Regions from separate parts of the Mus musculus genome. Here all the other regions are linked to region 1. The links are chromatin loops, found by intact Hi-C in ENCODE. Cell type or tissue: left cerebral cortex. All regions are shown on one strand. Region 1 holds the start of Spsb4 (splA/ryanodine receptor domain and SOCS box containing 4). Region 2 has its middle 13 kb from the start of Gm19325. Region 3 has its middle 26 kb from the start of Gm51657. Region 4 overlaps Spsb4 (splA/ryanodine receptor domain and SOCS box containing 4).

Region 1 (5,000 bases):
ACACCATACCTATGCTATTCAGGGGGTGGAAGATTTGGGGGAACTTTAGTGATATTTGGGGGTGCCATTGTGCCCATTTCTTGATACCCAAGGCAAGTCACAAAGGCTTGTGTAGAGAACTTATCTGGCACACAGGTATGTATTTGGGGGAGCAGTTTCTCAAAATGTGACCCTTGACCCTTCCTCACCTTGTTCTAGAGCTATTGTGAAGTCTTCCAGAAAGAAGGAAGAAATGAGTGTTGGCAGTTGTATTGGGGTCCAGGTAGAAAAACCATCAGCCGGGGATGGTATTTTTTTTTCAGGGTTTATTTTAAGTGTATGAGTACTTTGCCTGTGTGAATGTATGTGTGTTATTTACATGCCTGGTGCTGATGGAAGTCAGAGGAAGGCATCTGATGCCCTGGAACTGATATTCTGGACAGCTGTGACCCACCATGTGAGTGCTGGGAACTGAACCCTGGTCCTCTGCAAGAGCAGCAAGTACTTTGTTTGTTTGTTTGTTTGTTTGTTTGTTTGTTTGTTTGACACAGGGTTTCTCTAGGTAGCCATAGCTGTCCTGGAACTCATTCTGTAGACTAGGCTGGCCTTGAACTAAAAGATCTGACTGCCTCTGCCTAGTGAATGCTGGGGTTAAAGGCGTGCACCACCCACTGCCTGGTTTAACCGTCTGAGTCATCTCTCCAGTCCTTGAAAAGTCTTGCTTAAGTTCCTGTTTGCTGAGTTTTCCTCGGTTCTCATTTCACGATGTCCAGCTCTGTTAGCACCACAGCCGTGGTCAGAGCACGTACTCCAGAAATGTCCTGGGGAGGGAGGGGACTCGGGGGGACAAGGAAATGTGTGCATGGGTCACATTCCCTTCAGCAGCTCTTCTGTGCAGTCCCAAGAGCAGAGACACACAGGTACGGAGAGACAGACATGCAGATATAGATGAAGCAGCCCAAATAAAACCAAGAGCGCCACAAATACTTGCTCAGAATACCCCTCTGCCACACCACTGAGCTGTCCTAATCGACAAAGCATCATTGACTGCCTGGATCTCTGAAGCAGCTTCCAAGCTGGCCAGTGCTATTCATCCATCTATCCATCCTGCCACTGGATTATCTTTCTGGACAGCAAATCTGTGAAGGTCAAGAGGCCTGCCAAACTGATCTTGGGGAAAAGCCAAGCCCTTTGGATGCTCTCCAAGACCCTAAGTACCTACTCTCGTTTCATCTTACCTCCTGTTTTGGCTCCAGTCATACCACAGGCTGTTACAGGTACCTACCATGAGACTATGATGTCTCTGCATCTAGCAGCTCATTCATGCAGACACTTCCACAAGGAAACATTCTCAAATTGCCCTCCCCAGTCTGGGAGAGGTACCCTGGAGCCTTGGTCAACACATTTCCCTCACAGGGCTGAATTACAGGTGCTTATCTTCTGTGTACATGGGGGGAAAAAAAAGGACACTTTCTGAGGGGTGAGGTCAGTTAAGACTATGGAATGGACCTAATGTCAACTCTGGCATGGAAAGCAGGATGCCCTGGCCTGGAAGGAAGCCAACTTGGAGGTACAGAGCATCCCTCGCTCTGGCCACGCCCTCTTATCTCTGCGCTCTGGTTACCGAGGGAGCCGCCATCCTTCAGCGCTCTCGGTAGCCCTCTGATCGATGATCCTTCTCTCGGGCCTCAGGTGGTCAGGGGAAAAGCACCATGGAGCAGGTGCTGCGTGAAATTGGATTCTGAAAGATGAGTTGGAGTCTGGCCTCAGAAATAAAGTGTGGACATGTGTGTGCCTAAGGCAAGGGGGTATATTAAAGCATTCTCTTTCCCAGTCGTTGTTTCCCGCAGGCCTTCAATACAGGCTCCAAAGCTATCTGGCGACCGTGATGTCTCCTCTCTTCATCCCCGCCCCTAGGGACACCCACCGTGGCTCTCTAGGCACGCTTGAATGAATGGGGGAGGACCCATGCGCATGAATGAGCGCGTGTGTGAGCGAGTGTCTAGGCTAGCCAGTCCGCAGATGAGTGAATGGCGTCCGCGCCACTTCGGCCCAGGGGCGCGGGCGAGGGTTCCACTTCCCTTTCCCGCCAGCTGGTGGCCTCCAGAAGGTGGCAGAGCCGGCAGCGGCCCGAGCTGGGACGGCCGGGGCGCGGGATGGTGGGGGAAGGGGCGTTCCCGGCGGCCGCGCCTTCCGCGGCTATTGGATTAGTGGCCTTCAGGGATGAGCTCAGCCGGATCGGCTTTCAGCTGCAGCCTCCGGGCCGGCCGGGAAGGCGGGGAGCGAGCGGCCGTGGAGGAGGAGGGGGAGGCGGCGGCTGCAGCATCCAGAGCTGGCCCTGGCGGTCGGCGCGCCCGGCGCACAAAGGCGCTCAGCCCCTGGGGAAGGCAATGAGCGCACAGCTGCCCGGGCCCTGGCCACCACTGCAGCCCTCGCGGCGTGTGCTCAGTGCTCTAGGGAAGAAACCCGGTGCTCCGGGGACGGGCGGCCGAGGTGCGGCCCGTGTGCCCTGAGCGCGGGACTCGTCGCTCTCCAGGTCAGGCGCCAAGCTTTAGGGCCATCAGGGCAAGGGCTTCCGCATCTCGCTGAGATCAGCGCAGTGGGGCACTTCACTACTCGGGACCGGACCTCGGCGGCCTCTCCCGAGCGTCAACTTCTCCAAGAACGTCCCTAACTCCAGGGCACCCTGCGGAGCGAGAGGGCGCTGCCGCCGGATACAAGTCGAGAGGACGCGCCGCTGGTTGAGAAGCAGCAGCCAGCATCCGCGGGGTCGCTCGGGCGCCCCTGCGTGGGCGGCAGTGGCAGCAGACCTCTCTCCCGGGAGTCCCGGACCTGCCAGCGCTGGGGATTCCTCCCAGGCAGGCGCTCGCCCTCTCTTTTATGGTAAGTGTTCTCCAGCTCCTGCTAAGGGGTGATCGTCCGCCAGTACCGGTCACACTCGGTGCTCTTGGGGGACTCTCTGGTTCCGGTCCGTGGGAATGTCTCTGTGAATTATGGCATTCCGAACTGGTTGGTTTGCGCCCAGCCTCGGGCGTTGCGTTGAGGTCAGCCTCTGGTACTGTAGGTTTGAAACCGCTGCTCTCCCTGTAGTGGAGACAACACACACAAATTGAACCCAGACTCAACCGACTATGTTCCGGTCGTATATCCGTCACTCTCTGGGGTGACCTTGGGCCAGGTGCCACAACCACGGTTTCCTCATCCATAAGATGGGGGTGATAGTGTGCCCTTTTTTACTAGAGTGTTGGAGGAACTGCTGGGGTGGTGCGGAGACCCGCGTCTGGCATTCAGAAAGCACTTAGATACTAACTAGCGTTATTAGCCTTGTGAGTCCAAGCACATCATCCAATTTCGCAGAGCTGCCTCATCTGAGTGGCGAGGACTAATTTCTGGGGGTCTGCTCGTCTGTGGCTTTTGGAGCTGTGGGAGTAAAGCGTCTAGCACTCAGCAGCCGCTGGTGGTGATTGTTCGTCTCCGACGCTGGGGCAGGGAAGACTGATTGCCGGGTCCGGGAGTCGCTCGCGCACGGTTCCCAGCCTGGCTGCGAGACAAACTTGGAGAGAATAGGTGGCTCCGGATTCTGCTCTGGGAAGCAGGGAGGAGGAAGCCAAAGCCCGGAGTGCGGCAAATAAGTCCAGGAAAAACAAGGGACCCCAAACTCCCGGCTAGAAAGGCCCAGGAAGTGTGATTCCCACCGCCCCGTGGCCAAGCGAGAGCTGCTGAGTCAAGAAGAGAGAAGAGAGCACGTTTGTGTGGCTCTATCTAGAACTTTCAGTCCTGCAGTCCCGGGCTTGGATTTGAATTCGGCTTTCAGCTCCATCCCGCGGTGTGACCTTGAGCGATTCTTCTAAGGTCCGCTGCTCTGTGCTTCCCCTCGCCCTCCTCCCCTCCCCCTTTCTTCCCCTTCTCCTGGTTCCTCTCCCTCCCTACTCCAGGAATTGGTGTGAACATCTCTTATCCTTCCATTCATCTGCCCCTAACAGTTGTTGAGCCTATCTAGATTTAGAAGAGATAAGGGGAAAGTTCACTTCCCACTGTGCCCTGTGGAAAGCGACTAACCCCTGAGGCTTCCTGTCTGTTTCCTCACTTTGGCACCTCTGTCTTTCAACTAAAGCCTGCAGTTTCTATTGCTCAGGGTGATGGAGGATCTTTCAACCTCGCTGCTCCACTCGCTCTCCCAATTGGTTTTGGGCTGCCCGATAAACCCTCTATGCAGAACAACAAAATGTCAAAAGTGTGGTATAGACATCCTTTACAGACGGCCACAGTTTTTGAGACACACACCCTGAATCCATGTTTCAGATTTCCACAGCAAGGACGGTAAAAAGAATTTAAGCCACTTCTGGCAAGCTGCGAACAAAATTAGATTCACCAGCTATGCCATGCAAATATCTCTTCAGTTTTCATTTCTCTTCGACTTTAAGGATATTCAGTGACATAGAAATAAAATCTGCAAGGAAAAACCAGAAGAAGTCAAAAGTCACGGCAGAGCTGGGAAAGAAATGCTACTTACTGCAGTGGCTTCGTAGCTTCCAATTGGGAACCGATTTGGGGTGTCTGTGTGCTGGGAGTGGAACCTAGGGCTCTGTGCATACAAGATAAGCACTCCACCCCTAAGCTCTAGCCTCAGCTTAAAATGTATAAAGAATCAAGACAAGGAAGAGCCCCAAAGGACAAAGACTACAGACAATTTACCCAGAGAGAGTGAAACAGAAATAACACATATGCGCCTTACCTCAATAAGAAAAACGTGTGCTAAAGCCAGAAGATTCAGTTTTTCAGATATCAGATTGGCAAATAGTAATGGCCATTCACTAGCAAGAAGGATTTATCCTCAAAAATGTAAATAGTCCAAATTCCTTTCTAAAGCTAGAACTTCCTCGAGACTACTAGGAGTGAAGACTGGGCCTGCCCTCTAGGCCTGGCTTTCACTGACCCCACCTTCTTTTCTGTCACTTCCCCCTTCCCCACCCCTGAAACCCTGGCCTAAGATCTTGGTTTTGCTCCAACACTCCAGGGCT
Region 2 (5,000 bases), 50 kb before region 1:
AAGAAACCTTAGAGAGGAATGTAGAAAGATACCTGGAATAGCCTCACCAATATGCTGAAGTTAAACAGCATACTTCTAAGTAACACATGAATCAAAGAAGAAATGAGATTTGTCCAGAAAACAATTTTGAAGTAAAACAATGTAAAAAGTTTCAAAGCTTCCAGAAAAGAATGTGCCCCAAAGGATAGAGAACAACTTTTACACTAAGGAGGAGAACATGTAATCAATGCTACTTGAAACTAGGAAATGATCAAATTAATCCCTAAATAGAAAAAAGAAAAGTGATAAAGCTGTCCACTAAGAAAATGAGAAACATCTGTAAAATCAACAAGAGTAAGAAAGACTCCAGTTAGTGTGACCAGAAGCATCGAAGCATCCAATAAGAAGTGCAGATGCGGGCTGGTGAGATGGCTCAGTGGGTAAGAGCACCAGACTGCTCTTCCAAAGGTCCGGAGTTCAAATCCCAGCAACCACATGGTGGCTCACAACCATCTGTAACAAGATCTGACGCCCTCTTCTGGAGTATCTAAAGACAGCTACAGTGTACTTACATATAATAAATAAATAAATCTTTAAAAAAAAAAAAAAAAAGAAGTGCAGATGCCTGAAGGGCCGAGAGCAAGAGCTGTAGCTGCTCAGAGGAAATTCAAAAGTCTCTGAAATGAGTCGGCACAGTGCATCTCCGATCATCACAGACTACTCAACAGCTGCTCCTTCCTTTGTGTTTCAGAGGCAGCTCCAGACTCCAGTGTGTGTGGCACTTCCTGTGAAGGAATTAGGAGGACAGCTGCTGGGATGAGTCCCAACCCCAGGTCTCAGAGCCACATTCTAGATTCCCCTTAGCTCTTTTTTTTTTTTTTTTTTTTTAAGGAGGAAATGATGGAGCAGACACGTGTGTGCGCATCTTCTTTTTTTTTTTTAAGATTTATTTATTTATTATATGTAAGTACACTGTAGCTGTCTTCAGACACTCCAGAAGAGTGGAGTCAGATCTTGTTACAGGTGGTTGTGAGCCACCATGTGGTTGCTGGGATTTGAACTCCGGACCTTCGGAAGAGCAGTCGGGTGCTCTTACCCACTGAGCCATCTCACCAGCCCTCCCCTTAGCTCTTAATGTGAGTTTCAGTGACACTGCACTGAGTGAAACCCAAACCTCCCAAAAAACCAAAAAAATCTGAAAGGACTGGTATCTGGTTACTGTACCCCTTTTAGAAAACGAGTCTGCTGTCTAGTTGCCATAGAAAGTGGGCCAGAACCACAAGTGGATCTTTGACATACCATCATATTCCAACCTGTTATTTTAAGAACCAAGTTCCAATCTTTCACTGAATTATGACAGTCAGTTCCATTGACTAAACCGATGGCTCTTCCTGCTTCTAGATATACAGAGCCATTGTGGCAAATCTTATAATTCAAATAGACACTTACCTTTGCAGAAATACTTCGGTCTTTGGAAATCTGGGCCTCTAATTTTGCAGGGCCCAAAAGGACCCTGAGTGACTCTGCCCCTTGCAGAAGAACCACATAATCTTTCATCTTCAGTGTGTATATGCTACTTTTGAGTGTTACTTGTGTGCTAAGTCTTCACATGTACCTTCGTTAAACCATTGCAAAGACCTTTAATGCCAGAAGCTTAGGTGTGGTACATGATACAAGAGGCCTGTGGTCATAGTTCCAATTTCCCACACTCTTCCCTTTGAAGTGGCCCATTTGACAAGCAGACCACATTCCTAGTTCACAAATGGTGGTCCTCGTGAGGCAGGCAGGAAGAATCAAACACACATGAAATTCAAGTCAAGTTCCTTTAGAACACATTCCTGAACCTTCTCAAATGTAAGTTGATCGCCAGCTTCTCTGTGGTTTCCTGGCCTCAAGGAACCTACCATGCTTAGCATTTAGATTTCGGCCTCCATTAAAGGAAGACGGCCACTAGGTGGCAGCAATAGCTAGATAAGACCTGTCCGATCATGCTGATGGACCCAGGGATGTCTCCATCTCTGTGAAGTAGATTTCTTTGGTCTGGTACCTATTTTGAGCACTAGGGTAGGAATTGAAGTTTTCCAGAGGCATCACATGTAGATGAGCCTATCTAGGTCCTGTACCTTCCCAACAGCTCTGGCCTGGACATACCAGACATATCTTGGTTAGGTGTTTAGTCTTTGAAGCTGATTCTTTGTATGCTGCTACTCACTGGATTTCATTCTTGCTTTTCAGCTGCTAATCACTGAGCCTTGGCTAGAGCAGTTGGAGAGCTTGGTAGTAGCTGTCCAAGTCCATGCATATGCGCTTTTCAAACGCATGATGCATACTCAGTGTGTTTGTCTCCTTGGTTTTGACAATGGATAAAGACCAGTGTGCCTCTCTCCACTCTGCCCACGTCTTGTTCTCTCTACTTCATCTTGTCTGGAATGAGACCATCATGCTTGAAGCTACCCAGCCAGTAGTGACAAGGCAGTCAGAAGCACATGCTATGGGACTGAATGGAAAGAAAGGAATGTGGATGCCAGGAGCATAGGGGAGCTACCACAACCCTCTGGACAACCCACCGCTCATGCACAAGAAAAGTAAAACCTGCTTCAATCACTAGATTTTGGATTCCTGTTACAAAGGAAAAAAATGAGCAAGATGCAGTTCATCTTAATTATATAATCGTGGAAATGTTAATAAAATTGTAAATTACAAGGATCACCAAAACTCTCAATACCTGTCTGCACATACAAGTATCCCTGGAGGTTTTAGCCATCTGTTCTCCAGATTTACACATTTTCCCAGAGGGTAGCAAACAGGCCGTCCTCTGCACACTCTTCTTTCTGGTTAGTTTCACTTGATATGAAAGTGAGAAAAGCTGCAGGTCGATTGCATTCATGGACTCGTAGCAAACAGGCTACTCCTGGCGTTTTAAAGGTCTTCGGGTTTCTTTTGAGACAGGATCTCTAACTCAGTCTGGCCAGGAACTATTTATGTAGACCAGGCTGGACTCAGACTCAAAGCCATCTGCTTCTGTCTCCTGAATGCTAGGATTACAAATCTGATCTACCATGCCTCAAACTCATGACATTCAAAAAAGTATCTGTTATACACGTGTGCCCATGTATCCAGCTACTTGCAGAAGTCAGAGGAGAGAGTCCGATCCCCTGGACCTGGAGTTAGAGGAAGTTGTGTACTGTTTGACATGGGTGCTGGGAACCAAAATTTGGACCTCAGCAAGAGCCGCAGCACACTTTAAGCACTAAGCCATCTCACCAGCTTTATTCATGGTATTTTGTAGAAAAGAAAAAGAAAAAAGATAGTAAGTCATAACAAAATTGGGTTAATCCCAAGAATTCCAGGATCACTGTTAAATAAGTTATTAGTGTAAATTTACTATACCAGAGGTTTAATGAAGAAAAAACATGATCCTCATGGAAAAGCATTCAGCAAAACTTTGCAAATTAGAGAAGGGGAAATTTTCCTTGGTTTTAAAATAGTACCCCAGCACTAGGGAGATGGCTTCACTGGCTAGCCAGCCTAGCCTAATCACTAAGTCTTAGGTCTCCATCATGAGACCCTGCCTCAAAAGGGTGGAAGTCTCTTGAGTAACTCCTGAGGTTGACCTCTGACCTCCACATGCACTCAGGCGTTATGAGTGTACATACACTCACACACACATAAAAGTCCAAAATACACGGTAGAACAAAAGGCCTAAACAGCCTTGATGCTTGTCCAGAGGTGAGGAGAGGGTCACATTGTAGTTACAAAGTTTGGGATAATTTAAGACCATAGGGCTTGAGTATGGGGATATAGAAAAAACAATGGAGATTAAGGCAGAGCCAAGAACAGACTCACATGCTTAAAGCAGAATCTTGACTGGAAGATGGGTGTGGTGGTGAATGCCTGCAGTCCCAGCGCTTGGAAGGCCTGGGCAGGAGATTCAGAGATTGAAGCCAGCCTGGACTACATAACAAAACACTTGACAAAGAAAAGGAGAAGAAAACAAAAGAAACTTCATTGGGTCAGAAATAGCATAAAACTGGCTGGACCATCCAACAAAATGGTACTGGCTCTGTGGTTATCCACATGAAAAGCTAGCAATCTGGATAGTCGTCGCCAATTGATACACACCTCATGTCCTAGACTATCCCTGTAGGTGGGTTAGACTTAAATGTGACAGGCTAACCTTTTACAACTGTAAGAAATCATAGGAGAAATGTCCCTGTAAACTGGTGGAGGAAAAGGCTTTTCTGTGCTCAATATTAAAGTGCACGCCAGACAGGAAATGACTGGTAGATTAGTCTACATTAAATTTTAGAATGTCTTTTCCTCAAAATACTTCCCCAAAAGGAAAATCTAATCCAAAGCCTGGAAATATTTGCAATGTATACAACTGTCAAGGGATAGAATCGGAATACATAAAAACTTCTATGAATCAGTCCATTAAAGGCAACCCAATAAAAAAATCTGGACAAAGGTCAAAAGTGGGCATTTTACAGGAGAATAAAACCTAATATACCATAATAAATGTGTGTTGGGGGGGTCATCTTAGCAATTAGGAAACAACAAGTTAAATTGCAATGAAATGTGATTTTAAATCTTTCAAAAATGCAGAATCTAATAGGACGATATCAAATGGATGAGGGACAAAGAAATTCTTAGGTGCTGCAGTTGCCTAAAATGAGACTATCAACACAGGGAAAAATATGCATTCTACAGTTGATGCTAATAGCATATAAGCTGGCCGGTTCGCTCCTAGACACAGACCCTAGAGAAAACATAGCTCAGATGTTCCAGGAGTCACACAAGAATGTTCATAGCAGCCTGGTTGCCATAGCAAAACACTGAAAACACTCTCTCTGTCCAAGAACAGGAGAATGCAGAAATTCACATGAGGGAAAATGAATGAACTCCAAGAGCAGCCTGACTTGGTCCAGGAGCCTGGTTTTGAATAAGAAAAGTAGATCATAACGGTAAACAGAAAGTAAGCCAAGGCTGAAAGATCAAAACCTGAGGAACACAACCATGTA
Region 3 (5,000 bases), 96 kb after region 1:
TGAAGTCAGCATCCAGGGTGTAGGAACGAGTCCCTGGGGAACCTAGTTGGGGTCACACATCTCATTCACAGTCTCAGGTACTTGGTGGGGAAATAGGAATACCACAACTTGTTCCAGGTTAAGGTCCTACAGTCCAACGTCCTTGTGGCCAATCACCAGCCAGCAAGGTCTACTGCCCTACTGTGAAAGCTGGGGATCAGAGAGGCTACTTGGCTCTAGCATGCCCACATCGGAGAGGACTGATGTGTTTAAGGATTCACCCAAGTTATTGATGCGGAGGGAGGGAGGCTGTGGAGCTCTTAGGAGGCGGGACCTGGCTTGCGGAAGTAGGCGTGGCTTGTGGAAGTAGGCGTTAGGCTCAGGACTTGGAAGGTTAGACCCCTTTTGATTCTAGCTGGGGCTCTCTGACCCCTGGCCCTCCATGATGGAGGTGCCTCCTCAACACGTTCCTGCTGTCTTCTGGGTCTCCATCTTTCACTTGGCTTTGGACACTCTTAGTCTTTAATGGTGGAAGGGTGACACCGCCCCCCCCCCCCATGACGGACTGTAGTTTCTGAAACCCTAAACTAAAAGAAGCCATTTCTCCCCTCGCATTGTTCCTGTTAGTATTTCTGTCAATAGGATGAGAATAGGATGGGGTTCTAGAGAGCAGAGGCAACATGCTATCCCTGTGTTCGGGAGTCTCATTACTGGGCTGAGGGACCTGCAAGCCTTCTCCTTATACTTTAACAAATAGAATGGGTCAAGTCACTGCTGAGGTCCAGAGAAAGGATGTTTGGTATCTTCCCCCACCCACTTCGCTTCTTCAAGACATTGTCTGTTTGGAGCTACGTGGCCCTGGCTTTCCCTTCCAAAGGCCAAGAGCTTGCAAACACTGCAATGTGAACTCTGTATTAAACTTTTATACACTAATATATATTTTACTGAACTTTTTAATAAGCCTGAGAGAGATGGCTTTAAATAATTCAATATGGTGTTGGCCTCGAGCTGAACTATGCTACAAGTAAGCACGTATAAAATATGACACTAATATTGCATACCTTAATATCATAAATGTTTATCTTGATAATAAGCCATTTGAATTCAAGCAATGTGTGAGTTACGGTTGCCATGGCATGGCCTTGTTAAGGTTTTAAATGAGACATCAACGGCAGCCGCCACATAAAGGCTGGCGTTCATCTACGTGCTGTTTATAAGGGAGCCGACTGGACGCTGAATAGCTTATTCATCAATAAAAGTTTGAAACGCCGCTTATGGGGCCATCGAATGGTGAGAGGAAGTTGCAGGAATGTGTGTTTTCCCTCAGAGCTGGCAGTTGGGACTTGACAGGAAGTCTGGCATGGGCCGGAGGTCACTCTCTCTACCTTACAAGGAGGTCTTTGTCAAAGGTGGCACTGACTCATAGTAGGTGTTCAGTAAATTCCTGTCATGACTCCTTGAGTGGCCGACGTAGGAAGGACAACTGAAGAATATACACACCCAAACCTGGCTGAAAATCAAAGCCATCAAGCTGCTGTGTTCAAAATACAGATCCCCACACCTGCCCTGCAGGGACTCTTCAGACCAGCAGCTCGGAATCTCGCTCTCCAATAACAGGAAACTTAACCTTCCTTACATCTCTATTAAAGCCCCAGGCGGAGAGTCTAAAGCTGAAAGAGACCCCGAAGATCACCTAACCCAACCCCTAAAACCACACAGTGAGATGTGGAGCATCTAGTGGGGCAACCTAACACCCCAATCTAGCCTGGCGACTCCCAAGGCAAAACCCAAACCCCTCCCACTAAGTGTGTACTCTAAGCTGGGGCCCATGTTCCCAGAGGTTTTGCCTCTTTCTATCTCCCAGCTCAGCTTTCTCTGGTCGGCTCATTATCGGGCAGCTTTTCCCTCCCAGAAGGCCTTGGAGTTCCCTGCATCTGAGCTGAATAGGTCTTTCTGTTTCAGGAGCAACAGACACGCCAGCTGATGCTCATGGTCTCTGCCTGGACCATGAGCTCATTCCTAGAGGTGTCACTGTCCTTGGGGGAAAGGAACCTAGAGTGTTGGTGAGGATAGAGTGGAGAAAGCTGGTTCCCCCAGGGGAAACTGAGGCCAGGAACCAGAAAAAGTATGGAGGGAGGGCAGGGAAAAAGAATAGAGTAGAATTCTCCTCCCCTCGCTCCCTCCAGCAGGATGCAGAAGCCAGGCAAACCCGGGTGTCTCAGCAGAAAGTAATTTAACACATCAATGCTACATTGAAATTAGTCCAGAAGTACAGTGCAGAGCCCTCATGAATTTTTAAGTTGAAGTAGGTAATTTCAAAGAGCCCTCAAGCTTGTAGCAGGCATCTGGGGTTCCTCGGGACTCCCGGGGGGCCTCAGTAGAAGCTTGGTGGGCATAGTCATGGTGGATCTGGGAAGCCCAACTGTGGCCCTGAAGTTTTAATTATTCATTCTTTATTCCCTTTGTAAGTCTAATCCCAGTTAACCATTCCCCGCGCGCGCGCGCGCGCGCGCACACACGCACACACACACACACACACACACACACACCTCGATCTTACTTTGATTAGAAGGATCTGACAGCCCTACTCCCTCTATATCCTCAGAGACTTGACCATGCTGGATCTCACCTGAGGGTAGAGGTAGAGTGATCAGTGTAGCCTGAGCCAGTGTTGGGGAATCTGCAGGTCTGAACCAGCCTGAGTACCCAGCACTGTAGGCCAAGCCAAGTTTGTAGCTCCTGGCTCCTCTGTGTCGGTTGGAATGAGTGTCATGAGTGTGAATCATCCATCCATCCCACCGAGAGCCCGATCCTGTTATGATGCGTATGGTGCCTTCCTTGCTCTGAAAGACCCTCCATTCTGAGCAAATCGTCAGAGCCACCATGACTGATTGTGCAGATCGAGAGCTGCCAAAGGCCACAACCCAGAAGACCAGCCAACACTTACTTATTTGAATGCCTGCAGATGCTGTCTGCCCAGAGAGAAAGCACGGAACCAGATCACGGGCTCAGACCCAACCCTGTTCCCAAGCTCAGAGTCAGATATGGAAAGGAAGCTAGGAAGTAGAACCATGGAGGGCTGACACATCAACAACCAAACTGGGTCTCTGAACCCAGCAGTGGGGGAGGGATGAGGCGTCTAAGAAGAGCAGACGTCAGAACACCCGAAAGCCCTGAGAGAGGAGAGATTCTGGGGCACAGTCAAGAGGAGGCTGACCAGTGGGAGCAGAAAAACTTCCCGTTTACCCTGCAGTCGATGCCCTGCCCTGCTCTGGCCACTCTGTGTTGCAGAAAACAGCCTCTCCTTGCTCCTGCAGCCTCTGTTTTTCATGATAGTGGTGTGCAAGGCTCCTTCCTTCTGTTCCTGCCTTTGCTCCATGCTGTTCACTTCGTTGTGGACAGCCTTCCTTACCAGCCTGACCTCTTCAGAACTCAGGTTAGGCAACGCCTCTCTAGAGAAGCATTCCTCCCCCACAGACTAGTCCATCCCCCTCTACCCTGGTCTTCTGGCCCTGTCCTGCAGAATCACACTGTGGTTCATCTGCCTGCGTATCTGTCTCTGTCCCTGCCCTTTGGGTTCTGAGTGTCGAGAAAGCTGTGTTCGATTCTTAAACCAGATTCTAGGAGCAGCCTGCAGGTGGAATGCTGTCCTAGCTCTCCACAACCTCCACTGCAGTCACCAGTAGGCCATGTTTGCTTTGGGGGTTTTAGCACATGCCCTAGGCTGACTAGAAAGTTGGGATGAAGAACTGCTGGTGGGAGAGAGGCCTGGCTACCCCCTCCCCACAGTAGAACCACCCTAGATCCATCCCCTCTGTTCCTTTGGCCATTGCTCCAAACAACAGGCATTTAACACATCTTAGACTTAATGATTTTTACCTGTCAGTTTCCTCCTAAGCCTGAAGTCAGACAATCATATATATTATGACAATGCATCTTCAGAGATAAAGATGGGACCTTTTTGCTTCTACTCCCAGGCCTGCCATCCTTTCATGGTGTCTCCCGACTCCTTAGTCAAAATATACTGTATCTCTCCCTTCTTCCAAATGCAAGTAAGCTTTACTTGACATTTTCAAAAGAATAAATCAACCACAGCATCCGGTTCTGCTTCTTGTTTATAGGCTGGGTATAAAAATTAAGAGTCGGACTGGAGAGATGGCTCAGTGGTAAAGAGCACTGGCTGCTCTTCTAGAGGACCTGAGTTCAGTTCCTAGGAACCACATGGTGACTCATGACCCTCTATAAGGAGATCTGGTGTCCTCTTCTGGTATGTAAGCATACATGAAGGCAGAGCACTGTATACATAATTAATTAATTAATAAATATATAAACTGAATTTTAAAACGTAATAGTCAAGAAGCAGTGTGCAGTGGTTCTGGCTGGACAGATATTGATGGCAGCTTAGCCAACTACTTTATTGTGTTGTGGGCACAATAAAGCTGCCTCTCTTGCAAGCTTCTTGTTTGTTCTGAAGTTTCTATTTGCCACCCCCACCACACACACACACAGGCGCGCACACACACACACACACACACACACACACACACGCCCTCTTTACTTATGTCACACACCATCTTTTTTTTTTTTTAACTCTATATAATATCAGATAGCAGAACCAAACAGGTATTCCTTACTTTGCCCGCAAAGCTGTGAACAGATACATGTCAGATAGTGAACTGATGACAGCAGTTCCACCCCAAGTCCAGCCTGGTGACCAATGAGATTATCTAGGTGACTCACAGGAGTGTAGATGATTTAGGCAGCATTAGTGAAAAGCCTGCCTTAGCATGGGTGACTGACTACTCATGAGTACTTGCACAACTTGCAGGCAGTTCCACCCAAGAGTCTCCTCCAGTGGTTGTTTGCTGATCATTTAACTCCAGGGAGGGACTCATAAGTCTTGTAAATTTTGTGAGCTTCCTGAGTCTTGTGAACATCACATCTTCCTACAGGAGGAAATGTTTCTATTTGGAAGAAAAAGCTACTCAACAACAGACAATAAGACTAAAAACACCAACCAA
Region 4 (5,000 bases), 57 kb after region 1:
CCGTCAGCCTGTGCTCAATGCTAGCTCCTCAACTGGAACTGTGACATGGAAGGAGGATTCCATCTCAGCCTATATCAGATCAAAACAAAACAAAACAAAACAACAAGCCAGAAATATCCCCAAGTGGCTGTGCCTGTCCTATGCGTTACTTAAATCTCTTTGACATCTCTGTCTTTCCAAGATCAGGGATTACAACCACTCTTTGCTACAAGGCTATAGAGTCCCCGAAGGTGTCAAACAGCATCCCTCTAAAGACAGCAGTTGGCAGATGGTGCCAGGTCATGCATGCTTTGAGCCCATCCGGTCTTAGTCCAGTCTGCCCTTCCAAAATGCAATTAATCCTAAGCAGGATGCCACAGTGGAGGGCTGGAGAGAAGCCACACCCCCGGAGCAAGTCACTCAGGACAGATTCCTGAGATACTCAGGGCAGGCACGGGTGGCCACAGCGGGGCCCTAACTAAGCAAGTGTGGACACAGGAACAGATTTAGTTGCTCATGCCCGCTAGAGTGGCTGGGAAAGTTCCTCGGGGCCTTGGAAGGAGCTTGCAGTCTGTTTAAGTCTCCCCAGAAGCTCTCTGAAGTTCACAGACAAGCAGCTCAAGTAGACACTTGTGGTTAGCTGCCTCCCGCTACAGTCAGAGAAAAAGCATCAAGAACGTGAGACAGTGAAGCCAGAGGGGCCCCAGCCCACTGCTGCTCCGCAGTCTGACTACCTGCCTCCAGGAAGAGAGCAAGAACCTTTTGGAATAGTCATGGAAGGCCCTCTGAAGAAGCAGCCCCAACCTCAGAAGCCACACAGAGCAAGGCGCGGTACCAAAAGTGACCTTTTCCCCTTCTGATGCTGAGCCGTCCAAAATGGATTCCATTATTTAGAGGGGTTGTTTTCAAGACGAGGGCACGGGCATTTTAGCAAATCCCCACCCTAAGAGATCAAGCTAAAAACACACTGGTTGCTTAAGATGAGAGCTGATCAGGAAAATCCACGGATGTTGAAAGGGCTCTTTCTCCAGCAGCTTTCAGTCAGTGAGGTGTCGGTGAAATAAATAATCCTGGCATTAAGTAATAAGCCTCACCCATAAGGGAATGATTAGGGGCTGAGTGAGGGATACAGGCAGTGAGGGCTGTCAGCTTGTGGATAGGACCAGTCTCTATGGGTGCAGCGTTACAGGGGCGGCCCTTGTGCAGGCAAAAATGGTCCGGGGTAAAGATGTTCCAGGCACACCAGACAGGAGCAATGGTCGGAAGGCCAGACAGTCCTCACTTCTTGGGGGAGGGGGAGGAAGACAAGAGTCTGGCAGGAGGGAACTTGTAGGTGGATTCTATGAGGGGAGCCTGCTGGAGCCAGCCAGTGACCCGGACACTGCCACTCTGTGGACAGCTCCTGGGTGGTTCCCCCTGACTGGCCACAGAAGCCTCTTTGAGGCCTCCCAGGCCCAGCTCAAGGATCCCCTCGGCATGGCCCCTGGTGGCTATTGCTTTTGGCAGCCGAGGATCTGCAGGTCCGTTAGAGGTGACGGCGGCGTGGCACAGTTGAAATGCTGCCAGGTCCCGTGGTCTGCACACAGGTGGCCGGTGTCAAGCAGGCCATGCTGTCTGCGGACCTCACTGCCCAGACCTGGGCAGGCTTGTGAGGCATCCTTGGAGCCTACACAGGCTGCGTGGCTGGCCCAGCACAAGTGAGCCTTTGTAGCCCTGGTTTATGAAACCAGCCACATATTTCCCCGTCACTTTATGAGGTGCTAGCTCTGCCCATGCAAGCTGAGGAAAATAAAGCGTCACATGATTTGTACCGCTACAGTCTGAAGTGAACCAGTGCTCCCTTGCAGAAGTGCTGTGCTCTCGACCAAGGCCTTGTGGCTCTACTAGGGGGAGGGGCAGACTCAAGATTTCACCCCTGGCGGGACACTCCTGTCCAAGCCACTTGGTGGAGAACAGAGAAGAGACAGAGGCAGTGAGACTGGAGGGTGGTGTCAGGTAAAGAACTTGAGACTTTAGCATCGTGTTCTCAAGGCTGGCTTTCCCACAGGTGAGGGAGGCCCTTTTACCTTTTAAGAGATCCGCAAGGCACCTGGTGGGAATGCTCTTGCAAAGTTTACCACAAGGTAAAGAGCATTCCAGAAGGGCTCTGGCCTTAAAATACCTGGCAGGAAGGGCTTTGCCTTGCAATTGAAAAGGATTAGTTTCCTGAGGTGTGTCTATAGGTAGCCACCCATACACTGTGAACTGTGATTTCTGGCCTCCCCTTATCTCCTGCTCCTTTTGTCTTTACCTGTCACTGGTCGGGTACTTCCTAAGTTACATAGAGTATTTCACTAGGCACCCACTTGCATTAATCTGTCCTGTGTGCCTCAAGAAAGCCCTGTGCAGAGTGCGTGCACACACACACCCCCATCTCCCTACTCCACCCCCCACAGTGCAGAGATTTGCTTTGAGCTCAGAGATAAGTGACTTGCTCCAGACACACAGCTAGAATCTGGCAGAGCTTCGCCACTCAGGGTTAGAAAGATGGCCATAGGATGGGGACCGAGGATGCAGCCTGGTGGTAGAGCTCTTACCTAGCGCGTGCATCTCCCTGGGATGAATCCCTAGCACAGAAGTGGGAGAGGAGGGTTAGTGTAGAGGAGATGAGGGGACCATGTATAAAAACCCCAATTATAATTCAGCGGCTCGCTACTAAAGCGATACTCAAATTGATCATAGTTATAGATTCTAAGTACCCTTTGAGCTGAAACCGAAAAGCATTTGCATGGGAGCAAATCCAAAATGCCCACTTAGAATAACACACACCGCTCAAGGTAACTCCTCATTGCCACCTGGTGGCATTGCTTTTGCATTGCAGGGGCGTAAATACGAGCAAAGACAGCTACACCTCAGCCTGGAGCCAATGGGAGAGACCCCCACTTGAAAACTGGAGCCCAAAGTTCCCATTAGTGTTGTACCCTGGCCACAGCAGTGGAGGCAGGCTACCCCTTCAGCTTCCTGGGTGGCTCATCTTTAGCTATGCAGCCCTCTGTCGACTGACCTCGCTGGAGTCTTCCTCCAAACCCAGAGCTCCCTTGACTCTTCATTTCCTTCCTATGTCACAGTGAACAGGAAGAGAAATGTTCAGGCGACGGGCTTTGAGGCTCCGGTGGTGAAGGCCGTGGAGGGTTTTCACAAGTTCTTAACCCCTTTCTAAAAGTCACACTAACTCTTCCAACAGTGCCCTTGGCCTGGTCCTCTTCTGCTGTCCTCTGATCCCAGACCCCTTAGGTCACTTCGCATCCCATTCCCCTTGTGATGGTTAATCTAGATAGTCAACCTGGCCAAGATGATGGCAAGAACCTAGAATTCACAGAGCTAACCTCTGAGAGGGCCTTTCCAAACAGGACTGGTAGAGCAAGTGGGAAGGGAGGCCCAGGTAGGTGTGTCACTATTCACTAGCCCAGAGGCTAGGCTGGAACCGAAGGGGAAGAGAAAGCTAATAGTCAGGCGACAGTCCCACTCTTCCAGAGCCAATGTGTCTGTTGCCCCCTGGACCCAGTCTTCCAACACAGACACAAAGGCAATGACTATGTCTGCCTCTAGAGGGCAGAGCAGGGATGCTACCGTACTTCATCAGACTCACCTGTGATTCTGTAGTTCAAGGTCAGGGTCCAGAGCAACCTGGCACAGAGGGGGATATTTTTTTTTCTCTTATAAGGAACAGAACCCATAACCCGCAGAGCCACAGTTAAGAAAGGAAAAGGATGTGTTTTCTGGAAGACTAGTGCTAGGCTAAACCTTGTTCCGGCCTCTCTGCCTGACGTCTGTTTTTCTCTCTACTATAGCTCCGAACAGTTCTGGCCTCCCCTCCCTTCTGGTTCATTGAGGCAGCTTACTGAACTTCAAGCTACCATGCTCTCAAAACTACAATAAAATGCAATAAAATGACCCACGGAGAGGCTGCAGAGATGGCTCAGCGGTTAGGAGCACTGACTGCTCTTCCAGAGGTCCTGAGTTCAATTCCCAGCAACCACATGGTGGCTCGTGACCACCTATCTATCTATAAAGGGATCTGATGCCCTCTTCTGGTGTGTCTAAAGACAGCGATGTACTCACACAAAATAAATAAATAAATAAATAAATAAATCTTTAAAGAAAGAAAGACCCATGCAAATATAGTGTTCCATATTGACCTTAGATTGTCTGCCCCAGGAACCCATTCAGCACGATTGGAATCAGATCCCCAAACAACTCTGGGCCCTAAGGAACCTCAAGTTTGCATCAGCATTGCCCAGTGTAAGTCCTATAGGGCACACTGATTAGGTCCCTTCGGTCACATGGCCACCCTGAACCAATCCCCGTGGCCGCTGCATTGGAATGTGCTGGTTTGCTCAACTTCTTTCAGGGCTGAGAGGAAGTCCAACCCAAGTCACCCTTGAAGGCGCCTGCAGGAGTGAGACTGTGAGGAAGCAGTGGGCAAAAATCATAGAAAGCCATCAGTAACCGACATAAGGGTTAGCAGGATAGACGTTTATAAATGGTTTACATTGTATTTATTTACATTATAAAACCACAGTGAAAATCTAGGCTGGCCTTGGCAGTGCCATTTCATTCATCCAAAGGGTGGCTTTAGAGGTAGAGGAGATTGTCTGTGTTCTGTAGCCTGCCTCCTGCTCTCCTGGCTGTCAGTTTGAACAGTCTAGTTGAAGACACATCCCCCAGGTGTCCTTACTTAGAGACCTAGGAGGGAGGGATTTCCTCAGGCTTGTGAGTACCCCCCCAGAAGTGCCTGACATCTGCACCCCATCCTAGAGGCTCATGATCTTCTTCCATTCCCTCTTTTGGTCTCCTGATGGGAAGTGAAGATTTGTGTTTGTTCATAGTGGCCTCTCACTGTTCTACCCCACTAAGATTAGTGTTAAGCCTTCAGATAGAGTGGGATCTACTGGTTCAAGCCGGTAACCCTAGCAACTCAGGAGGCTGAGGCAAGAGGATCACGTGGATCAGGCCCACCAGAGACTCAGAGAGAGTGCCAG

What was found. A loop is a pair of places that touch in the nucleus more often than their neighbours do. Peaks named below come from ENCODE experiments on the same cell type or tissue, not always from the same donor. Only the 100,000 strongest peaks of a DNase experiment are listed, where the experiment ranks them.
Region 2: a loop joins it to region 1, with 2.2 times the contacts of the local background. A loop is called at or near these places in 15 of 42 quality-filtered maps.
Region 3: it touches region 1 in a loop (2.8-fold over the local background); 8 of 42 quality-filtered maps call a loop at or near these places.
Region 4: a loop joins it to region 1, with 2.7 times the contacts of the local background. A loop is called at or near these places in 17 of 42 quality-filtered maps.

Annotation. Positions count from the first base shown.
Region 1 is chr9:97,016,056-97,021,055 of GRCm38, reverse strand. Spsb4 (splA/ryanodine receptor domain and SOCS box containing 4) reads left to right here and starts at 2,701. Exons shown (of 3, transcript NM_145134.3): 1 at 2,701-2,862. Gm16010 (a long non-coding RNA gene) reads right to left here. Exons shown (of 3, transcript XR_871043.3): 1 at 4,715-5,000; 2 at 3,290-4,429; 3 at 1-3,063. In left cerebral cortex, a CTCF peak has its summit at 2,089 (motif pointing right); DNase peaks (open chromatin) are centred at 2,139, 2,758, 3,518, 3,684 and 1 more place; H3K4me3 peaks cover 2,200 bases; H3K27ac peaks cover 1,202 bases.
Region 2 is chr9:97,065,870-97,070,869 of GRCm38, reverse strand. No RefSeq gene overlaps it. Among named protein-coding and RNA genes, the nearest start is that of Gm19325, 13 kb to the right of the region's middle. In left cerebral cortex, a CTCF peak has its summit at 1,930 (motif pointing right); DNase peaks (open chromatin) are centred at 1,934 and 4,821.
Region 3 is chr9:96,920,112-96,925,111 of GRCm38, reverse strand. No RefSeq gene overlaps it. Among named protein-coding and RNA genes, the nearest start is that of Gm51657, 26 kb to the right of the region's middle. In left cerebral cortex, no CTCF peak of the experiment used is centred here; no DNase peak of the experiment used is centred here.
Region 4 is chr9:96,959,001-96,964,000 of GRCm38, reverse strand. The region is part of intron 2 of Spsb4 (splA/ryanodine receptor domain and SOCS box containing 4); the gene reads left to right. Among named protein-coding and RNA genes, the nearest start is that of Gm16010, 53 kb to the left of the region's middle. In left cerebral cortex, CTCF peaks have their summits at 2,815 (motif pointing left) and 3,562 (motif pointing right); DNase peaks (open chromatin) are centred at 2,808 and 3,538.